Linked DNA regions of Mus musculus: region 2 is linked to region 1. The links are chromatin loops, found by intact Hi-C in ENCODE. Cell type or tissue: gastrocnemius. All regions are shown on one strand. Each heading gives the region's core, and the rest is flanking DNA. Links, peaks and the distances in the headings are about the cores only.

Region 1 (2,917 bases), core at 156-2,655:
GAGTCCAAGTTCAAAACCAGCCTGAGCTATACAGGGGGTGACCCCGTCTCAAAAACAAAACACCAACTAATGAACCAAAAGCCGACAAAGCCCAACTCCAAAACCCCCAAACCGAAAATCGATAAATAATAAATAGACAAAGAGAGATGGGGGGAGACTGATAAGGAGAGGGAAAAGGGGGGCGGGGACAAAGCCAGAGTCCAAAGACTGAAACAGGTACTGCAAAGGTTTGAAAACAGCCAACTCTCTAGCAAGATCTTGTCTTAACCACCTGCCTCCCACGCTCCCCACCACCGTAAGAAAACACAGACAGACAGACAGACAGAAAAGACACTGACACCAGACTGAGACGAGTTGAACCCAAGTATGAGTGAGATGTAGCCTGTGATACGCAGCGTTTGGAATCATTAGGAGAAAGATGGTTTCCTCTGAAAAGTCATAAACAGACCACAGGAGTGCCTGGCTCTCGCATGGTTTTTTTTTTTTTTTTAATATATTACATTTTTAGAAGAGAAGGAATTAAATTAAATTTTCAAATCTATTTGCCAACATTTACACACAGAAAGACGTCTACACGGCGCATTTGTTTGGTGATCTTGCTGGGGCTGGGAGCAGTTATTTCTGCAGCAATGATCCAGGGATTGGCCCACTTCCTTTACTCATGGTGCAGGTTAGCCCTTGCAGGCAGTTTAAGTTTCTGACACCCCGTGTACAACAAAGATAAATAAAAAGTAATTAAAATCGATTACATACATTCTTTTAAAGGTTAAGAAAATAAATAATAATCACTTAGCAAATTCCTCAGGGTGTCAAGTGGGTACGCTTGTTTTGGCTGAAGGGAACAGGATTCCTGTCCACTTGCTCAGGAACCAAGTGTCACTGAGGACAAGTGAGCTGAAGGGTGAATCCCTTACCCACAGGAAGCATGGAAGCTGACCGAGGTATGCAGATGGGCGGTGTCTCAGTTAGGTTTTTACTGCTGTGAGCAGACACTGTGACTAAGGCTACTCTTACAAGGATAACATTTAATTGGGGCTGCCTTGCAGGTTCAGAGGTTCAGTCTATATCATCAAGGTGGGAACATGGCAGCATCTAGGCAGGCATGGGGTAAGAGGAGCTGAGACTTCTACATCTTCATCTGATGCTAGTGGAAGACTGACTTCCAGGCAGCTAGGATGAGGGTCTTATAGCCCACACCCACAGTGACACACCTCCTAATAGTGCCACTCCCTGGGCTGAGCGTATGCAAACCATAACAGGTGGGATGGAAGATCTGTACCTAGAGAGTACTGGGATCTACAGGGCTTGTAGGTAGGGGGAGCAGTTGAGCAGGGGATCCTGGTTATCTGTGATCACACTGACAGAAGAACCTCCAGCTCGAGTTTCCTCCCTGCCATCTGGTCAGTACTCAGGGTGCAGCTTACCAAGGAGACAAGCAGCTGGCAGGTAGGGAAGGAGGGGGGCAGACCAACGGAGGCAGGGCCTGGCCACGCTGGTTCTACCACTGGCCTGCTAGACATTGGTAAGTCGTCTTTGCTCCTTACCATCTCTGCACCTCATTGAGACGTGAGCAGTGGAGAGGGGCTGGCCTGACAGGGATGCAGGGGTCAGTGACGTGGGCCTCTGCTGGGAGTGACACCCAGAAACAAGGCAGGAATCTGCTCAGGCAGGGTACCCAGATACCTGGGAGGTTCCTTCACCCCTGAGGGGACCTAATGCTTGTTTTTTCTCTAGTGTGGAAATAAAAGGTCAAGGCTGTCGAGACCCAGGCACCTTTACCTAAGTGCCCTTCATTTTCCAGAGACACCCCCCAAAGGCCTGTCAGACCACCCCAACTCTTGGCCTTGTCTTGAGCCATTGTTTCCTAAGGGTAACCGTGCTGATCTCAATAGAGATTGGTACATGGCAGTGTGGGGTAGGGGGTGAAAAGGAGACACAAGACTGTGCCTTTGTCTCTGCATTTTGCCAGCCTGGGACATCCTCCTGTGTCCAGTCCTCCCACCCCTCATCACTGGTGGCCAACAGGCACCACGGCCAGGTGCCAGGCATGGGAAGAGACATCTGAATTCTTCCCCAGATGGGAGCTGGTTACTGAGTATGGTTACTGTATGGATCTACAGAGCTTTGACTGGCTTTAAGAGCGTTATAAGTGCTGGGGTGGTAAGGAACTGGATCAGAATAGAAACACCGTGAGCCTCAGAGCACACGCAGCCCAGAATCAGCATGTACAAAGCTAGGGCTAAGAGGGTTGAAAGCACACCTCAATGAAGGATTCCTATGGAATTCCTACTGATAGAGGGCTTGTCCCAAGAACTCTGGAAGGTTAGAGTCAGCACTGAAAAATCCTCACTGAGGACACATTCAGGATAGTTCCAGTGGTCAGGAACTATCACTACTATAACTATACTGAACTATACTATACTATACTATACTATATATACTATACTATACTATACTATACTATACTATACTATACTATATATACTATACTATACTATACTATACTATACTATACTATACTATATATACTATACTATACTCTACTATAGTAGTAGTGATATAACTACAGTGGAACCAGAGCCCCAGAAAGGGAGGCTCCAGAGGGTCAAACCTCACTGAGGTCATAGAGCTCCAGGGCTGTGGATATGGGAGGAAGCTCAGGCCTGAGACCCAGTCTCTGACCCCCTTAGAGGTGAAAATGGGGTAGCCTGTGTCCACCCCAGTGACAAGGTAGAATGGTAGGCTGGAAGAGGAGCACTGTCCACACAGAGCGGTCAGGGGAGTGAAAAAAAAACGCCAGCACAACTCTCTGGGGAGGCTGCACCAGGCTGTAGCCCCAGCCCGAGCATCGATCTCCAGGGAAACTGATCTTGAGACTTTGCTGGCTTTTAGTGACACCGGATAGCTTAGGTAGAGG
Region 2 (2,917 bases), core at 94-2,593, 53 kb after region 1:
TCTCTGTGTATTTGATTCTTTTGTTACCTTGAGATTCACTATTTTGGGGGAAGAGCTTTCAGATAAGGGAGATCACTCCTCACTAGACAGATCGTCAGCATTGCGAGCTGTCAGCCATGAGAGCCAGCCACTGCAGATCCCCTCCCACGTGGCCACACTCCAGCCAGTGCTGCAGGTGACCCTGGAAAGGCCTGGCTGCCCCTTGACTTTCCCTAAAGCAACCAGTCACTGCCTTCTGCCCCAGTAGCACCCATTACAGACTTAATTGCCGAGGTGGAGCTGACTCAGCCCACGCTCATACAAATCAGGCCAAGCGGGGGCCTGTGTTACCAGCTGCTGACCATCAGGTTCTGCCCCTCATTCTTCCCACAGCCTCTGCTCCACAGCATGAACCTAGCCTTTGGCCCACACCAAAGCCAAGCTGTCTTCCCTTAGCCCTTGCACTAGTTTGCAAACTCGTGGCTTTGCATAATGTACCCTGGTCCCAAGGGGATTTCTTAACAACAGATGTCCCTGTCTGGGTCATTTTTTTAAAGCTTTTATTTGGACTTACAATCTTCTGTGTATTTTACTTTAAAACTGCTGCTTTCCCTGTCTCACTGGATTGTTCTGGTTAGCAGTGGCTTTGGGTTCACAGTAATAAAGAACTTAAGAACTGACTGAGGCGTTTGCATTCTCTGCGTATTTCCTGGTCAGGTACCTTAGGGCATTTTAGCTTAGCCTGTTGAAATAGGTGGTAATAGAGTTGGCTGCTTCCACCAGACCCCATCCTTCACCCCGGTAGGCCGCTGATGATGTACTAAAGGATACTAAAGTTCTGTGAGTTAACTGTCTATGTTCTGTCCCACCTGCCCATTGACAAAAGACATCCGGTACTTGTTGCAGATCTGTTAAAAGGTTTAATACTGAAAATTACATATTAAATACAGTCACATAGGCAGCAGCAGTTTATTAAGCATCAAGCCTCTTGTGTGTGAGGTGGCAGAGTGTGGTACTAGTTTCCAAGAAGCCAGAATTAAGTCAGGCGAGCTGTGACTGCTGTCTCTGCAGCACACATTAGTAATGGGATTGCCATCCCTTTCCCTCTCCAACAGCGCCCCCTGGGAGACCTGTGAACTAGAACCTTGTAGATCTGCCTGGACCTGAAGCCAAAGTGAGCGGTCCTTCTCTTTTGGAAGGAGAATGGTCTGGCTTGACACCTGAACAGGAGCAGTGGTTAGAATTGAAACTACTTGCACGTGAAGGCATTGGAGATGTCAGTGCTCTGCCCTGAACTAAAGGGTGGAAGCAGCTTGTCACAGGTTCTTTTGCCCACTGGAGACACCTGGCGCTCAGGAAGATGCTTGCCGGGCTGGTCTCCAGCAGAAGCCACAAGCATGGCTCCTGACTACTGTTTTTGCTCTTGATAAAAAGAATCGATGATATCTTTGTACTTCTCCAGAACCGTGAGCCGTTTCAATTTCATGGTGGGTCCTAAAAGAAAAATTGGAAGAAATGAGTGTGGCCTGGGTTTGGTTTCATGAGAAGGTATCGTTTGGAAGAGAATGACTCCTGTAGGGTCATGTGTTTGAATAACTGGTTTCCCAGTTGGTGGGGCTGTTTGGGAAGGATTAGAGTATACAGCCTTAGAGGAGGTGTAGCACTAGGGTAGGCTTGAAGTTTCAAAAGATTTCTTCCATTTTCTATCTCTGCTACTGTGGACTCATAACTATCTGGAACTATGAACCCATTGGACATTTTCTTTTATAGGTTGGCTTGGGTGTGGTGTTTTATCACAGAAATAGAAAAGTGACTTAGATGGCATGTGAGATCCAGAAGTCAGGTACTAAGCCAGAGAAGCAGGATACACTGTACAGCTTCTGAGGCAAGAGTCCTTTTAGCATTATCCCACATGAGCCCCTCTGTGTCACAGTGAACTAGGCTTAGTCTGCAGTCAGGTTACAGAGGACATGATGGGTGTCACTTCCAGGGGCAGAAGTGACTTGTTTCTTTCCATTACATAATGAAATACAGCCTTGACCTGTCCCCATTATGATCCTCCCTTGAATGAACATACCCTGTCTCAGAATACAGGGAGTATGGGTCATCCAGAAACCTTTTCAGATACCATCTTAGAGTTTTATTGCTGTAAAGAGACACCATGACCAAGGCAACTCCTATAAAGGAAAACATGTAATTGGGGCTGACTTACTGTTTCAGAAGTGTAACCCATTATCATCGTGGTGGGGAGCATGGCAGAATCCAGGCAGACATGGTGCTGGAGAAGGCCACACCTTCTAATAGTGCCACTCCCCATGGGCCATAAATTCAAACACGTGAATCTATGGAGGCCAAACCCATTCAAACCACAGATAACTAAGCTAAAAATTGCCCAAAGTCTTTCATAAAACTGTGTGGTATTTGCACAAAACCATGAAAATCCATATTCTTTAAGCCTTCTCTATACTACTCAGAATCTCAAATACAGCATAAATGCTACATAAATAAACTAGTGTTTAGTAATAATTAAAAAGTTTGCATAGTCAGGTCTTCATGGCCTGTAATCCCAGCTCCTCGGAGGCTGAGACAGGAGGATCACAAATTTGGGGCTTGTCTGAGTTACACTGAGTTCAAGGCCAACCTGGGGAATTTAGTAAGATCTTTTCTCAAAATTTAAAAAGAGAACCAGAGAGATTGCTCAGTGATAGAGCTCTTGCCTGGTGTTCTGGAGGCCCCAAGAGTCAATTCCAGTACTGAGGAGAAAGGGGGAGTGGGGGGCTCTACACAGTCCCAAGAATTTTTTAAGTTTTTGGTCTGATGTTGGTTAGATCCACAGGCGTGGGACCTGTGGTTGCAGAGTATCAGCTGCAAGTGATTGTAGCAATGGAACACAGTTTCTCTTGGGAGGACTCTCAGATCATTCCTTACAGGGTAGGCC

What was found. Peaks named below come from ENCODE experiments on the same cell type or tissue, not always from the same donor. Only the 100,000 strongest peaks of a DNase experiment are listed, where the experiment ranks them.
Region 2: a loop joins it to region 1, with 9 times the contacts of the local background. A loop is called at or near these places in 10 of 42 quality-filtered maps.

What each region holds. Positions count from the first base shown.
Region 1 is chr9:54,551,247-54,554,163 of GRCm38, forward strand. All of the region lies in intron 2 of Cib2 (calcium and integrin binding family member 2), which reads right to left. Among named protein-coding and RNA genes, the nearest start is that of Cib2, 7.5 kb to the right of the region's middle. In gastrocnemius, for the core only: a CTCF peak has its summit at 1,315; a DNase peak (open chromatin) is centred at 1,383; H3K27ac peaks cover 488 bases.
Region 2 is chr9:54,604,004-54,606,920 of GRCm38, forward strand. Idh3a (isocitrate dehydrogenase 3 (NAD+) alpha) reads left to right here. Exons shown (of 11, transcript NM_029573.2): 11 at 1-659. Acsbg1 (acyl-CoA synthetase bubblegum family member 1) reads right to left here. Exons shown (of 14, transcript NM_053178.2): 14 at 994-1,473. The coding sequence ends at 1,388. Among named protein-coding and RNA genes, the nearest start is that of Idh3a, 19 kb to the left of the region's middle. In gastrocnemius, for the core only: a CTCF peak has its summit at 1,102; a DNase peak (open chromatin) is centred at 1,098.